Linked DNA regions of Homo sapiens: region 1 is linked to region 2. Evidence: chromatin loops called from intact Hi-C (ENCODE). Cell type or tissue: chondrocyte. All regions are shown on one strand. Each heading gives the region's core, and the rest is flanking DNA. Links, peaks and the distances in the headings are about the cores only.

What was found. Peaks named below come from ENCODE experiments on the same cell type or tissue, not always from the same donor. Only the 100,000 strongest peaks of a DNase experiment are listed, where the experiment ranks them.
Region 1: it touches region 2 in a loop (2.0-fold over the local background); 3 of 110 quality-filtered maps call a loop at or near these places.

Annotation. Positions count from the first base shown.
Region 1 is chrX:133,361,384-133,369,714 of GRCh38, forward strand. All of the region lies in intron 1 of GPC4 (glypican 4), which reads right to left. Among named protein-coding and RNA genes, the nearest start is that of GPC4, 50 kb to the right of the region's middle. RefSeq lists an enhancer at 5,917-6,417. In chondrocyte, for the core only: no CTCF peak of the experiment used is centred there; no DNase peak of the experiment used is centred there.
Region 2 is chrX:133,410,955-133,419,285 of GRCh38, forward strand. It overlaps GPC4 (glypican 4), which reads right to left and starts at 4,535. Exons shown (of 9, transcript NM_001448.3): 1 at 3,852-4,535. The coding sequence starts at 4,011. RefSeq lists enhancers at 4,774-5,274, 6,397-6,936. In chondrocyte, for the core only: a CTCF peak has its summit at 4,963; DNase peaks (open chromatin) are centred at 2,764, 3,887, 4,757 and 4,917.

The DNA of each region.
Region 1 (8,331 bases), core at 145-8,144, 49 kb before region 2:
TATAGAAGAAAAGAGCTAAGTAAACATGAAAATAGGGTTTATATCTTAGAATGGGCTTATTTATTTCTTGAAACACAGTTTGCCATTTGGGAAGAGAGATTCTGCTAAATACACTTCACACCATTCTTGAGTTCTCTCAAGACAACTTGGACTCAATGGAGGAAATAGATCCAAAACACTCAAGAAAAAAAAAAAAACAAGATGATTAAGTAGCGCCAACTCTCAAACCACATGCCTTAGAACAAGCTGCTGCATACACCAGAAAAGCACCATTGCTGGTCTTTGCCATTAAATGTGTAAAGTGCTCCAGGGAAATGAAATGATACAAAACCTGGGTAACCCTGAAGGCTGAAATAATAAATTTTCTAGAACACAAAACTGCATAAATTGTATCGTTCATTTTCCTGTAAATTAGAGTGCCCGAAAGCAAAAGTTGCTCTTCTCTCAAAAAGAGAAAGAATGAGGAGGCAGGATTCTGAGTAAGAAAAAAACTCCAAAACAAATTAAATACAATAATAGAAGCAAAGAGCTTGAAAAATATAGACAAGGCCCAATGCAATGGCTCATACCTGTAATCCCAGCACTTTGGGGAGTCTGAGGCGGGAGGATTGCTTGAGCTCAAGAGTTCAAGACCAGCCTGGGCAACAGATTGAGACCTCGTCTCTATATAAAACTTAAAAATTAGCTGGGCATGGTGGGGTGCGCCTGTGGTCTCAGTTACATAGGAGACTGAGGCAGGAGGATCACTTGAGCCCAGGAGGTCGAGGCTTCAGTGAGCTGTAATTGAGCCACTGCACTCCAGCCTGGGTGACAGAGTAAGACTCTGTCTCAAAAAAAAAAAGAAAGGAAGGAAAGGGGAGGAGAGGAGAGGAAGGAAAAATACAGACAGAGAAGGGAACAGAAGAGGCAAGGAAAAACAGTGGGTCACTCATTTTTGTTCTAAAAATGTCAATGTACCAAATGTCACATGCCATATCTGTGCCCTACATGTAACATAAACATAATACAAATGTTCTACATTTGAAAGAACAAGTTAAGAATGGTTTTACAATTTTAAATGGCATTGATTTTGAGATTGAACTTTGATATAAACCCAGCACTGCTCCCAGTTTATAAGGCATTTTATAAATGGACATGTGTGTGGTCATAGATGGCACTTAGCACTGATATTTGGGGATCATTTCTTTAGAACAATGCCTTCTTAACATTTCCTACTTCTTAGCAGAATCAGACACTAACAGCACCAGAGTAATGCCCTGGTAAAGGGATGAAAAGCTTACAATATTGCCAGCATTTCTGGAAGGAACAAACATCCTCTGTCAGAGTTGTCCTGAAAACAGCCCTGTGTGATGGCTCACACAATCTTTATTTCATGAAAACCTACACAATGATGACTTTTCAGTGAAAGCTCGTAAACTACTTGTTTCCTCTCTGAGTGATGAATGAGTGCTGCTGTGGTCCTAGAAGAGGTTTCTGGGCTCCCTCAAGCTCCCATCCATTGCACAGCTGTCTCCCACTACAAAGAACAGGTAAATCCGGACAAAAAAGCCAGGCTGACGGTAGAATGGGGCAAAAGGGTGTTCCTTCTGGAAAAGCAAATGTCAGCTACGATTTGCTATTCTGACAGAGAGCTGGGAATGCCATGGCAGAGAGGCCAAGGAGTGTCTGGCTAAGCTGTAGTCAAAACCCTGCCTTGTTCAGTATTAGGAATTAACCACACATGCACATCCTCGCCCTGAGGAATGTTTATTTCTGTGTTTTAAAATCTTTTATTATTATCATTTTTTAGTTATTTTTAGTGCTTTTGTTTTCTTTTGTTTTGTTTTGTTTTTTGCAGGAATGAGGTCTCACTATGTTGCCCAGGCTGGTCTAGAATTCCTGGGCTCAAGTGATCCACCTGCCTCAGTCACCCTAAAGTGCTGGGATTACGGGCATGAACCACCACACCTGCCTGGCCTATTTCTGTTTTTAAACATACAGCTCTTTTTTCTCTTGTCCTTCCCCAAACACTCTCAATCATTTAATTATGAAAAGGATATACAGTTTTTCTCATTCCTCTCTTCCCAACATCTATCTACAAGGTTGCACAGTAGAAATGCATTTGATCAGGACGAGAACCCTGGTCTCCTGTGGTCCAGCTTTTGATTTTCTTTTTCCCCAACCCTCATCAGCTAGGCAAACCATGCTGTTAGCATTAGAGTACTACAAATCTGAAACTCAAGTGAATAATGTCCTGCTGGGCATGTTGCTTGCTCCCCTCTCCAGAAATTGCCCCCCCATCATGTTTTAAAATTTAATTCACATATTGTACAATACACTCATTTAAAGTGTACACTTCATTGAGTTTTAGTATATTCACAGGGCTGTGCAACCATCACCACTATCTAATCCCAGAACATTTCCATTACACCAAAAAGAAATCCTGTGCCTATCAGCAGTCACCCCTCCAACCCTTCCCCAACACACACACCAGCCCTGGGCAAGCATAATCTATTTTCTGTCTCTATGAATTTGCCTATTTTGTACATTTCACATAAAAAGATTCATGCATATTGTAATCTTTCTGAACTGGCTTTTTTCATAAAACATAGTGTTCCAAGGTTCATCCATGTTGTAGCATGTATCAGTACTTCATTCTTATTTATGGTTGTATAATATTCCATTTCATGGGTATGCCACATTTTGTTTATCTATTCAACAGTTGATATTGATATTTAGGTTGTTTCCACCTTTTGGCAACTGTGACTAATGCTGCTACCAACATGTCTATATTATTTGATTTTTATTCTGATGCTGTATATATTTGATATAGAAACCCTTTTAGAACACTAAAATCTCAAGAATTTCCAAAGTTAGAATGAGTCCCAACCCCCACCCCAGTATAGGGTTTCAATTCTCTTGGGTTTATACCTAGCAATGGAATTGCTTGGTCATACGGACCAAAAATTCTGTTACACTTTCTGAGGAAATGCCATTCACAGACATTCTGGAGTGAAGAATTCCATCTGGACTGGCCTCAAATTTAAGCTTAACACAAGTTATTGGTCTCCACAAGCTGATGTTTCATACTGCTCAGGCAACCAGAAACAACAATAGCATTTAAATTGGAAGTGATGACCAAAACAAAACAAAACAAACTCCAAAACAAGGGTTTTAATCCCTCAAATAAGAAAACACACTTAAATTTAGTCACTACTTCCTGTTTTCAACCTAAAATTTAGACAGGGCATTCTGAACTTCAATATACACACATAATTGTAAAAGTAGAATGAAATAGTAAATAAGAATCAGATAACCTTCTGTTTAATAACTTTCATGTGAATTACATCTTTCAGAAATGGTAAAGAGAACACATAATCAACTCTCAGGATCAGAACACAACAAATTATTCCAAAGATATCTAGACACGAATGCTGCTGAAAATCTAAGAATACTCACTGTTCCAAACACAGCTAAAAAACGTGCTTCCTAGTAGCTAAGAAATTTAAGACTGTTTCATTCTATATCAAGATGTTCTACTAATACAGCGAGTGCAAACATTATCAACTTATTTTAGAAGCCTGGCATGGGTGGGTAAAATGTCATTCTTGTCAAAAGATGGTGGGAGGCAGCAATTGGCCTTTCTGGGGGGAGTCACAGAGCTTGTTGATTTCTTTTCTCTCTGAAAATTCTTTTTATTCATTACTCAGGCTGCTGGGCAGAGCATTTTCCCTGATTACAGCTGTGGAATTTTAGCTCCAAAGCCAAGTAAGTTTTTTTTGTTAAAGCTTCTCAATTTTTTTTTCTTAATGTTTTATTTTATTGCAACTGCAGTTTTGGTGGCTGCCTGTAGACACACCCTGTGGTTTCCACCTAATTTTTAAAACTTCATCTTTTTATGACAATTTCATCAACCGTTCACCACTACAGTGTTTGCTTTGCCTCGACCTTCACCAACTTTCTTTTCTTTCTCTAGTCACTCAACCAACATTTATTGAGTAACTAGAATACATCAGGTACAGTGCAAAATGCTAAAGATAAAAATGAGCACATTCTCTGCCCTCAGGGAGCTCAGAGTCTAATGTGGATCATGCCATAAATCCACCTCTTCTCACTTCCATTTCCATTGCAGTTATGACAATATTTTGCCAAGCCCCCAAGTCAAAACTACCTATTTGAGAGGCTGCTGAGTTTCAGATCTGGGTCTCTTGAGCCTCCCTACCCTCAAGCAGACCCTCCAACGAACAGCTCTATCACACTCAAATTATTTGATTTTTAATCTGATGCTGGATGCAAACAATGATAGTAAAGATGCTTCAGAACACTAACATCTTAGGAATCTCTATTAAAGATATAAAAGTTAGAATGCATTTATTTTCAAAGATCTAAACCTGCAGACTGATTTCTCTTTAGTTTTTGGTAGAAGAGGAAATAAGCCTGTTAAAACCTACAAATATGCACTATTTTCTGCATTACACATCTTTCCTAAATAGTTACAGTTGTTTCACATACTTTTCTTTGCAAAAAGATGGAGCAACGTCCTATACTGGATGTTAGGTTACAGGGCACATTTTTTAGTCAGTAAGAACAGAAATGGCAGATGACTGGATAATGAAATGTTAATAAGCAATCCCTCAAGAGCTGGACAGAAAGGATATAACACTACAGCAGAACATTCATCAGCCTTCCAAGTGTTTACATGCTATGAGAGCAGCCTTCCCAAGTCCTTATCAGCTTCATGGATTTCAGAGGTCAAAAGTATGTAATGAAGGCATGAATCAGGTATGCACTGAGATGATTCAAGTGTAAAAGCATGTCAGATCATAATATCAAGTTCCAAGACCAAAGCTCCAAATGTTATTACATAATGGCACACACATGTTTTCAATGGTTCAGTTCTGTGATTCCCAGCCTATGGATCTTAGAGATATTTCCAAAAGTCTATGGATTTATAGTTCTGCCAAGTACCTTCTGCACACTGAATACTGTCTCACTTATAGAGCACACCACTGGTTTTCTCAGACTACAAAAGGTTGGGCTCCACTACAGCCAGCACTAAGCACTACAGTGCATGGGATCTTCAGAGAACAGAACACAGGCCAGCTTGTGAGACTCTGTGGGCAGAAAAAGTGGCAGGTAAACCTCAGTAAGCCAGTGCACTTAAGAAAAATTATCAAAATGATTTATAATAGGATGGTGAACAATTCCTTCTAGACTGTGGGCCTGGCCTCTTACTGCATCTGTGTGTGTAGCCAGGGTAGAAGTAAGTGATATTCGAAATGATGGCCCTGAGGTGCCACTGAGGCAGGAGAATAGGGTCTGGAGGCAGGGAACCTAAGGCCAATTCACGGTGAATTGAAAGGAAAACCCCAACTTTCCACACCTAAGTAACAAAAGGACCAGAGAGGCTACTCCCTTTGCAAACCCCCATCCCTTACAGAGTGGCAGATGGAAAATTGAAAGTACCTCTGATTGGTTGCTTTCCACAATCAATCAGATTGCAAGCCAAGTCTTCATTTGCATAGGAGTATAACCTTGTAACTTCACTTTAGCCTCTGATTGGTTGTATAGGGTGTAACCTTTGTAACTTCACTTCAGCCTCTGATTGCCAGCCACTACTTTATTTACATGGGGTGTACACCAAGTGGCCAGTAAGAAACCTCTAGGGGGTATCTGGACTCCAGAAGATTCTGTAACCAGGGCCCTTAAGCTGCTGCTCAGGTGGCTCCCACCCTGTGAAGTATACTTTAATTTTCAATAAATCTCTGCTTTCATTGCTTCTTTTATTCCTTGCTTTGCTGTGAGTTTTGTCCAATCCTTTGTTCAAAACGCCAAGAACTCAGACAACTTGCAGTCAATACCCTCCATTGGTAACACCATCAAAATCAGATTAAATTCTACTCTGTGTGATCCTTTTCAGACATTGGGGTATAGGGCTTTCTTGCCTCTTTGTAAAGTGCTCTTGCGATGTATATGTAACCTGCTTAGCCAGGAGATCGACTTGATGGTGTCTCCTTCCTCAACCTTAGGCTAAGTTATGTCTAGGAAAAAATGTAAAGTTCTCATAATGTTTTCTTCCTAAGCAAAACTATTTTAAATCATTTTTAATTAGCAAGTTCTTTCTGTGAATATACTGTTTCCTGTTCTTAGGGTGACCACAAATTATAGGCCAAACCAGGACACATGGGAGAGTGAAAGAAGGTGCCACTAACAATTATACTGAGGGCTGGGTGCGGTGGCTAATGCCTGTAATCCCAGCACTTTGGGAGGCCAAGGCGGGAGAATGCTTGAGCCCGGGAGTTTGAGACCAGCCTGGGCAACATAGCAAGGCCCAGTCTCTACAAAAAATTAAAAAATTACCTGGGCATAGTGGTGCCTGCCTGTAGTCCCAGCTACTTGGGAGGCTGAAGTGAGAGGATCACCTGAGCCCAGGAGGTTCAGGCTGCAGCGAGCCATGATTGTGCCACTGCACTCCGGGTAAGTTGACAAAGCCAGACCAGACTCTGTCTCCAAACAAGAACAATAACAACTATGCTAGGACAGCAGGTGTAAAGCTGAACTGTGCTAGGCGAAACTGGAACAATGAGCCCCTTTCCTTACCTATAATTTTTCAAGAAAAGTGGCAGGCACAGTGGCCCAGCACTTTGAGAGGCAGAGGCAGGAGGACTGCTTGAGGCCAGGAGTTTTAGGCTGCAGCAAGCTATGACAGTGCCACTGCACTCCAGCCTAGGTGACAAAGTGAGACCCCATCTCTTTTTTAAAAATGTAAAAAGAAAATTATCTATTTGCTGAGATTCTTTTGAATAAAATGACAAAAAACATGGCATACCTGTTAAACACCATGTTACCTATCTTCCAATTGTGAATCATCTTAAAACACTATTGGAGATTAACTGGATGTGTTGTTGTCTTCTTGGCAGCATATGAAGTTTTACTTTAATTTCAATTATGTGGATAGCCAACCTAGGCCCAAGACACCTTGGAGGCAGCAACACTTCATTTACACAGCTCTGCAGCACATTTCCCAGGACTCCAAACATCCACGGTGATTGTGGAATTCATTCTAGCCTCCGTATCCAACACTAAGGGAAGGTTTTCAATTCATAAAAGCACTGTTAATAAAATTTACCATTTTTCTATGTGTTTTGTGTTCTCATGACATATCATCTAAAAATTGTGTTGATTCACTTAGAACTTCACTTTTAAGGTTTTTTTAAGAGCATGGTAATTTTACCATCTAAGAATATAAAGAAAAATTACTTCAATATAACATTGAGTAACATTATTATTATTATTATTTTAGACAAAGTCTAGCTCTGTTGCCCAGGCTGGAGTGCAGTGGCGCAATCTTGGCTCACTGCAACCTCTGCCTACCGGGTTCAAGACATTCTCCTGCCTCAGCCTCCTGAGTAGCTGGGACTACAGGTGCCCGCCACCACACCCAGCTAATTTTTTGTATTTTTAGTAGAGACGAGGTTTCACCATGTTGGTCAGGCTGGTCTCAAACTCCTGACCTCAGGTGATCTGCCTGCCTTGGCCTCCCAACGTGCTGGGATTACAGACCTGAGCCACCACGCCCGACCGAGTAACATTATTTTTATACTTTGACATGGTTTCTTAATTTTGTTCGCATATCAAAGTCTAGGTACTACTTTAAACGTAAGAATCACAGCAGATATCATAAATTACAGTATCTTATGATATGCAAAATCAGGAAATTAATCTTAGTCTACTCACAATAATTTTATATAAAACTACCTCTTTTAATCCCCCCAGAGCAGGGCACACCATTAATTTAATCTTTGTTAGTGCTGTATGTTTGCTTTAAATCCTGTTACTGCATTCCTTCATGCAATCAAGTGCCCTTTAAAAACTAGTATATCAGTTACATTTGCCTCCTCTGAGAGAGGTTATGACCCTTTTATACCCTGTGGGGCTTTTGACCCTAGTTCCTGTTTTTCTTATATTTCTGTTAAGTTACAGTTCCCCCAGAACAATTGTCGCTCAAATGAGATAACTAGAGTCTGTCTTAAATGATATTGAACTTTTTCCCATTAGACAGTGTGAGTTAAGCAAAGAAACCTAATATAGTAGTACGATGCATTTGATAAAGAGTGACATGAAAACCTAGTCAAGAATGTCAAAATATTTTAAAAATACTTTGCTCACAATGTGAATTATAATGCAGCCATTTTGTACTACTCTCTCCTAAATGAATTTAAACTGAATTAAACACCGAAGTATTCACAAAGCTTTCTTTGCAGGATAATTATTTCTGCATATGATATGATTATTTAAGTGAGGATTCTTGAAAAGTAAGTAACTAGTTAGGGGTGCAGTACTGGGCATTTA
Region 2 (8,331 bases), core at 7-8,006:
GATCACAGATTCATTGCAAAATCCAACACATTACTTACGGTGGGGAAGGCGGAATACAAATCTTAAAGACACATGCTGTGTGTCATATATAATCAACTCACTATTAGAAAGTATTGCTACCTCTCCAACACACATACACACGTACTTTTTTTCCACGTAGTCATAACAGCTTATAGGAGTCCTGGAATCCTTTGTGCATGTACATATGTATGTGTGTGTGAGCACATGATCATAGGTGCATTGCTCATGAACACAGAAGGGAACAAGAAATAAAAACTCCAAAACTGCAACTAGGGCACAAAGTTCTGAGTATCATTCAATGTCATTGTGAAGAGGACCTTTGGCAAGTTCATGAATGCTTCTAACCCACTGCCTCACTCTTAAAAACAATTTCAACATAGATGAGTAATAAAATGCCCATTGTTGCATACCCTTTACCTTTGTCTTTATGGAGGGAGGCATAATGAAAATGGTTAGATTTTTAAACTTATCTTCATTAGTATTTTCATTTTTACTAGTGAACTAGCTTTACCCAGTTAATATTCTATAGTATTAGAGTCCTAAATCCCTTCTCTCTTTGAAATGCCTGGGCACTCCCTTCTCGTCATCTGTATCGCTTGTATGGCACTTATCACCACTGTGTTGTATTCTAATTTTGTGTGTGCGTGGCTTATCTCCTTACTAATAGGAAAGGTCCTGGTGGCAGAAGCCCCTCCTGCCTTTCTTGCTGTCTCCACAATGCTGAGCAGAGGATACTGCACATAGTGGGCGCTCCAAAAGTACATGGCCATTGAAAGCTGAACAAAAACATAATCTTTGTGTTAAAGATCCCTTTTGATCATGGCACCTGGACTCAGCATTATTTGAAAAGTACAGGGGTCAAGCAGACAGGCAATGCAGGACCTCAGTTGGAAGCCCTGTCAGCATGATGTACTCCCTGACACCCTTGAGAGCACATCAGATGATCCTAACTATGATCTATAAAGACTGAGACTCCTCCAGAACATGGAGTATTCTTAAAGCCTGTTCAAACCTCTAGAAGGCAAGTGCAAGGCCATCTGGAATAAAACATTAAACTTGGGCTGAGCCTGGGGCTCAATGAGCTAGGTACCCAGACTTTGTGATACTTCACCTGGAAAATGATCCTGGGTGTTTTGCACTGAAAAAAGCACATTCCCCATCCCAGGCAAAGTGCCTGGCAATTAATCCATCCAGACCTAGGCTGAATACAAGTCACTATATTGACTATCCCCCTTAAAAAATGACCAAAATTATCTGAGTGTAGCTCAGAGAAGACAAGGCTAATGTATGCATCTGGAGAGGCCAGGGTGATGGTAAAGATTACGCCTGTTTCTATACTGGCCGTCTAAAGGTATTTACTTGGGTCTGTCTGTGTTGTGACAGTGTCCTAGACTCAAATGAATGCCTCTAACACTCCACATTTTTGAGCCATTCAGTCATGCATTTTTGTTATTGTTGAAAGTGGTGCGAAATTGCACTGCATGAGCTAAAGTCCTTGGTGGTCTTCCAAGGATTCCAGCTAAAAAGGCACTTCCTTTGTTCCTCAGGAGAATGCAGTCCAGTAGGTCATTCAAAAGGGGAAATAAAAGCAGCAGCCCAGGGAGGGAGATGAAGGACAAGACAAAAAGAATAAAATGTTTTGGGTGTGAGCACATTAGCTTCCATTTCCTGCTGCTGGTCACTAATAACTCCCCTATCTTTGGCATGGGGGAATGTCCAGATAGACATATACGCAAAATATCCCTCAGGTGATTTCTGGGGATGATGACAATCAAAGGGAACACCTAGCACAGAGTCTCTGAGCACCCTTCAAGCTTCCTTTTTCCTGAGATGCTGGCTGGGGAAGATGCCCTGCCACAGCGAAAGACTGCACAGAGCAAAGTTGGGGAAACTGGGGAGGGCAGTTTCACAACCCCACTCGCTGAATGCCTGCAGTCAATATCAAAGGCACATATTGTTTGCATGAGCAGAAGATGAAACCTTGTCACATTCCCATTAAGTGCAGAGCTGCATCTACCCCTTCAAAATGTGGGAATGACAACTGTAACCTTCACGCCAATCATCTCCGCTGTGCCCAGGCCTAAACTGTGCAGGGCACAAAGACCCCAGGTTTGACCTGCAGAGTCCCCAAGCTTCAGCGGCTGGTGGTTCACTTCATTTTTTTTCTGGCGGGGCAGGAGGAAGGGAAAGAAAGAGGGCTTTTCAGGGCTCTACAACCAATAAAATCGTGCCGCTTTGAGGACATACTTGAGCTCCCCAAAAGACAGGCAGCTGAAGGGCAAACAGTGTCTAATCAGTAGTGAGCATGTTATTTGGTAACTGCCAAGGTGCAGTGGGCGCCTGGGCTGCTCCAACAATTTCTTCGCTTCTATTTCTAGACAGACGCCAGTTACACTCCAAAAGTGCCCAGCAACTTCCCTCAATTACCTTTGTAATTAATATGTAATTGATGACTGCACTTAATCTCCAAGGTTATTAATAGCCCTTCCAAAAAATGACCCCCAAATCTTCCTAAGCCTTTGGAAGCGCCTGGTTGAAATTACAGTATTTCCTTTGCTGGCTGCCGGCCCCCTGCCCGCCCCACCCGGAGACCAGCACGGCAAGGCAAAGGCGCGCTCCACTCACTTCCATGAAAGGTTCGGAGTGGAGGCTCAGCCCCCCCCCCGGGCTCGAATCTCTCACTCCTCCGTTAGATTACGCTGGCCACCAGCCAGCTAGATTCGTGGTGCTTTCTGAGCCCCCAGGGCGAACGGGCTACCTGCGCGGCCGGCGGGGCTGCGCGCAACAGTTGGCCGCTGCTAAGAAGACAGTGCGACCCGGAGGGGACCCGGCCGGACACCGCCGCCAGCTTCGCTGGGAGGGACGCAGGGCACCCGCCGAACGCTGCCTCCCCAGCGCTCCGAGAGGGGCTTTCACAAATACCCCCATACACCCCCCATCCCACCCCACCGGCGCCAAAATCCGGTGAACTTTCTCACAGGCTAAGCCGTCTCTATTTGCATAACCATCTCCAAACTGAGATTCAGGTTTCCTGTAATCAGTCCTTTCAAAGGTCTGTAATTGAAAGTGCAATTAACCCTTAAAATGAGGTAAGAAAAAAGAAAGAGGGGAAAAATACTCCTCTGGTCTGATACCTTCCGGAAAGTAGGAGAGTTCCCAAAAGTCAGGGTTTGGAGGGGTGGAGAGTGGGGGTAGTCGTTTGCTTTTTAAAGGCGACTTCTGAAGCGGTTGCGGCTACTAAAACTCCTAATCCTTGTCAGCGGTGCAAGAGAGGCGGGGAGAGAGTTTTAAAAGAACATCAATGAAACATCAATTCAAGTTCCACGTTTTGCGACCCCCAGAATCTAGCAAGCTCCGGGACGTTTCCCTCCACCACACCCCACTGGCGACCCCCACCCCCACCCGGCCTCTCCTCACCCATACAACAAAGCGGGGCGTCCTATAAGGAGTTCAACCCGGAAAAGGAGAAGTAGCCGGTGACACGCACTTTGAGGGCCACAGTCCTCAGGGGCTTCCCGGGACGGCGAATAATGCAGGGGGGAGAGGAGGAGCGGAGGCGGGGAGCGGAGCGCGACAGTCGCACTGGGCAACCCGGCGGCGCCCCTCCGCTCGCAGTGCTGGGAAGGGGGGAGCGCTGCGCCCGCGGGGAACGTCCTGCGCCCGGGCTGCCTGGCTCTCTCGCTCGCTCGCTCCTGCCCTCTCGACTGCCCATTTCTCCCTCTAGTGTACCTGCGTCCGGCGCAGGGGGCGGCGGGGCGGGGGAAGGGAGTTGCAGCCTCCCTTCCCGAAGTGTCGGTCTCTGCGCCCACCTCCCGGGTGTGCCCACCTACCGTTGATCTCGTGGAGGGGGGCATCGTTCTTGTTGAAGCCTTTGGACACGTAAAGACGTCGCACTTCCGAGCAACTTTTCGACTTGAGCTCGGCAGCCAGCAGCGCGGCGCTGAGCACTGCCAGGGTGCAGAGAAGCGCGGGCAAGCCGAACCGTGCCATGGTGCGGGCCGGGGCGGACGCGTTCCCACCTTTGGGACCGGACGGGAAGCGGCGCTACGGCAGCGGGCCGAGGGCTGGCGGAGTCGGGGACTAGCGAGTGGAGCTGGAGGGAGAAGGAGTTGGAGTTGGTGGAAGAGGCGAGCAGGCGGAGGAGACGCGGGGCGAAAAGTAGAGCTGGGCCTCGCGTCAGGCAACGGTCCCCGGTGCCAGGCGCCGGGCCAGGGGAGAAGGAGGGCGTGGAGGCGGCGCGCGGCCCAGGGAAGCAGAGGCGCGGGCTGGTGACCTCGGGGTTTCGCGGGGCAGCGAACCCGGCAAGCTGACTGGCCGGCGAGGCGGGGACGCGGGGAAGGAGGGAAGGGTGGCAGGCGCCGCGGGGACCGCAGAGGGTGTGGGCGGCGGCGGGCGTTCGCTGCGCGCTGCTTGGGCTGCCCTGCGCTGGTCCGCTCGTCCGGCTGGACTCGGCTCGGCTGACTCTGCCCTCCGCCGCGCGGCTGTGCCCTTCTCAGCTCTGCCGCTGATTGACTGGCCGGCGTGCGCGGCGACGCTCCGCAAACTTGGCCAAGCGGGCGGCACTCGGGGGGAGGGGGCGGGCGTCGTGGGGGGGCCGGAGACAGGCGGGAGCACGCTGGGCCGGGCCGGGAGAAAACCTGGAAGCCGGGTTGGATCCGGAGCGGCCAAATCCACTTCCTAGGGGGCCGCACCGGGCGCCCGGCGCTCCTTCGCGTGACACGCCCCACCCGGCTCCTCCTTCCTCCCCTCCTCCTCGGAGGCGGGGAGCCAGCCCACCGCCCCCCAACCACAAAGGGAAGGCCAACTACTCCGGGCTGAAGGGCCCAGGTTCTGGGGAACGGGACGGCCTGGGACTTGTCCCGAAGCCCATGTCTGAGCCCCAGGCCTTCTTGCGCGCGGCCACCTGACCCGCCGCCTATGGGCAAAAGCCGCGCGGAGCCCTCCCGCCGCGATATCCGCCTCCCCGCTGCCATCCCGCACCCGCGGACGCTCCTATCCGCGCAGCTCCCGGGCTGGGCGGGGAAGGCACATTACTCGCATTGTTTCGCTGCAGGCAGCAGGGGGATTTGGGGCTCCGAGCTCGTCCTAGAGCCTCACCTGGTCTCCCCAGACCTGCTTCCCATAGGACGGTACTCGTGAAACACCAGTTTGTCCAGGACCCCATCAGGCATCCTCCTTCCCGCATCCGCAACACTCCAACCCCTCGACGCCACTCCCACCCCCGACCCGGTTCTACTACAAGTCTAACCGAACTCTGAAGCGGGAGAAACCCCCAACCGCGAGGTGAGGGGGCAAAGACAGGGTTGACCGCAGAGATCTTGGAGACCATTTGGCCCAACCCTTCCTTCTATTAAGGGAACTGGGGCCCAGAAATGGGAAGCGACTTGGTAAATAGCACGCCGGGGAAGGGGGCGTCCAGAACCCGGGACTCTTGACTCTCGAATTTCATGGAATAATGGTAGCCCAGGACTCCCAAACCCCCTACCCCCTCAAGCCCCTTGAGAGAGACTGACACCCCTCTGGGACTCAGTCCCCACTTTTCCACCAGAAAACTGGAAATGGGAGAGACTTCCCATCTTGCAAGCTTTGTCAGATTCCATTAATGAGTGTTTTTTTGAAGCTCCCAGCGCTCCTTAAATGAAGGGAACTGTGCAGCTCGGGAACTTGTCATTACCGTTGTTATTGTTACAATCTGCTTTAAGAGGTTGGGTTGAGAAGTGCCTCAGACACCTCGGGAGTGTGCTGGGAACTGGGCAGATAAAAAGGGCTGGAACTTATTATTTGGCTAGACTCTCAATTCCCATAAAATTACATAGGGCAAAGATACGAACCATCATTACAGTTATCACCCTCAGAGGGTTTGTTGAGACTTTCTCCACTGTTGTTTGTAAACCACGTTGACATGGCTGGCTATGAGGAGCTGTTATTTTGAATACCTGCTTGCAGACTCTTCTACATTTTGTTAACAGACTATCAACATGAACAGACTGTGACCCGTCTATAACTGTGACTTCCAATTTCTGTGGGCTGGCTGAATATTTAACTCTGAAACTAGGAGAGCAATTTTTTTAATGTGCAAACTCAACTACAATTGAATTTCCTGCCATTTTCAAGACTTTCCTTAAACTGGTAACCATCAAGTCCTGAAGGCATTGCTAGGGCTTAGCTGAGCACTTTTAATTTTCATTGATTGATACATTTACTTAAAGATGTTCTTCACCAAGGAGAATATGCTCTGAGATGCAACGAGCATTATTATAAAATGGAAGCCAGTGACCGTAAGAGAGAAAATGATACTCCTGAACCATGAAGGCCAAATCAGAAAGCTACTTCTCACACCAAGGCTGGGAGGAACTCATTCGTTGCCGCCGCTCCCCCCCGCCGCCCCCGCCCTCCCCAGGTTTACTCCTGCTCTTCCTCATAATGTATTATTAACCCAAACTTGAGCCTTTTCCACCAGAAACAGTAACCTCTGGCTACAAACAGATCTGGACAAGTCTGAACTTTACCAAGGGAGGCAGGAACCCCAAGCCGTGCTCAGAGGCGGCTCCCACTTCAAAGCCTCCTTTCATTTAAATACAAACAGGGTGAACAACTGGCAATCTACGAAACAAATACCATCCAGAAGGGAAGCTTTCTTTTCAGATGGGCCAGAACTCCTTCTTCCCTCTCCCACTCCCATCCCTGCTGTCTTCAGAAGAGGCTTCTTAGTGGAGATGCACCTACTCCTTGTAAGTTCTCTCAACGCCAAAAAATAGAGACTGCATGTTGACTGCAAAAATCGATGACTTCTCAGGCTGATTAACCGTCATATAACTTTTTTTTTTTTTTGCTTTTTAGAATTGTGGTAAAAAGCACACACATACGCAATTTGGTATCATTTTAACCATTTTGAAATGCACACTTCAGTGGCATTTAGTACAATCATAATGTACAATCATCACCACTAGTTACAGAACATTTTCATCACTCCAAAAGGAGACCACATACCCATTAAGCACTCAAAGTTCATTCTCTTCTCCTTCCAGTCCCTACAAACCACTAATTTGCTTTGTCTCTATGGATTTGCCTGTTCCAGACATTTTGTAGAAATGGAATCATACAATACAGGGCTTTTGTGTCTGACTTCTTCCACTTAGCATCATGTTTTCAAGGTCCATCCATATGGTAACATGTATCAGTACTTCATTCCTTTTTATGACTGAATAATGTTCCATTTACGGATATACCACATTTTGTTCATATAGCACTTTACAAGTTTGCACAGTGCTTCCAGGTGCACCCTCATATCTTAGAATATTTTGTTTTTTGTTTGTTTGTTTTTAATTGATAAGCAAACCAAGTCTCAGCAAGGTTCTGTGGCTTCTCCACAGCCACAGAGCTCTTGGGTGGCTAAACCAAGACTGAAATCTAAGGCCTCTGACCAAATCCCATGCTATTTTTGTTGTGGTTGTTGTTGTTGGTCAGAGAACACAGTGCTCTGGGTCTCTTTTACTGTCAGCAGTGAATGTACAACTGCCAAGGTCCTGTGGAAGTATCTTTGTTTTAGATTGATAAATGTTCATTGAACACCTCCTATGTGCCTGACAATGTTCAGTCCTAGAGGAAGGGAAGATGTATAAGCCAAAAGGAGTTTACAGTTTTATAAACGGTGTGCAAAGGCTTGCTTAGATAGAATGCACTAATGGTATACTTGTTTTTCCCAGGTCAGGAGTTTCCCCTGATATGACACTGGGAGGGGGAGGGTACATTTGCTGGTGGGCAGAGAGAACAAAGAATGCATTCCCATGCTTCTGTCCTCCAATCCAAGAGAACTGGTTGAGCCAGGTCTACTCTCTCAGCTTTGAGGACACTTCTCATGGCCTGCTGGGGAGCTACCCTGATTTCCAAATATGGGGCTGGGAAGAACCAAGCCTGGACACAGTGGCTCATATCTGTTAGGAGGCCGAGGCAAGGGGATTGCTTGAGCCTAGGAGTTCAAGACCAGCCTAGGCAACATAGTGAGACTGTCTCTACAACAAAATAAAAAGTATCCAGGCATGGTGGTGCACACCTGTGGTCCCAGCTACTTGGGAGGCTGAGGCAGGAGGATTGCTTGAGCCTGGGAGGTAGAGGCTGAAGTAAACTGTGATCACGCCACTGCACCACAGCCTGGGTGACAGCATGAGACCGTGTTTCAGGAAAGAGAGAAGGGAAGAGAGGAGAGGAGAGGGGAGGGGAGGGGAGGGAAGGGGAGGGGAAGGGAAGGGAGGGAAGAAAAGAAGGAAGGAAGGGAGCTCCCTCCCTTAGTTAGGGTAAGATGTTGGCCTG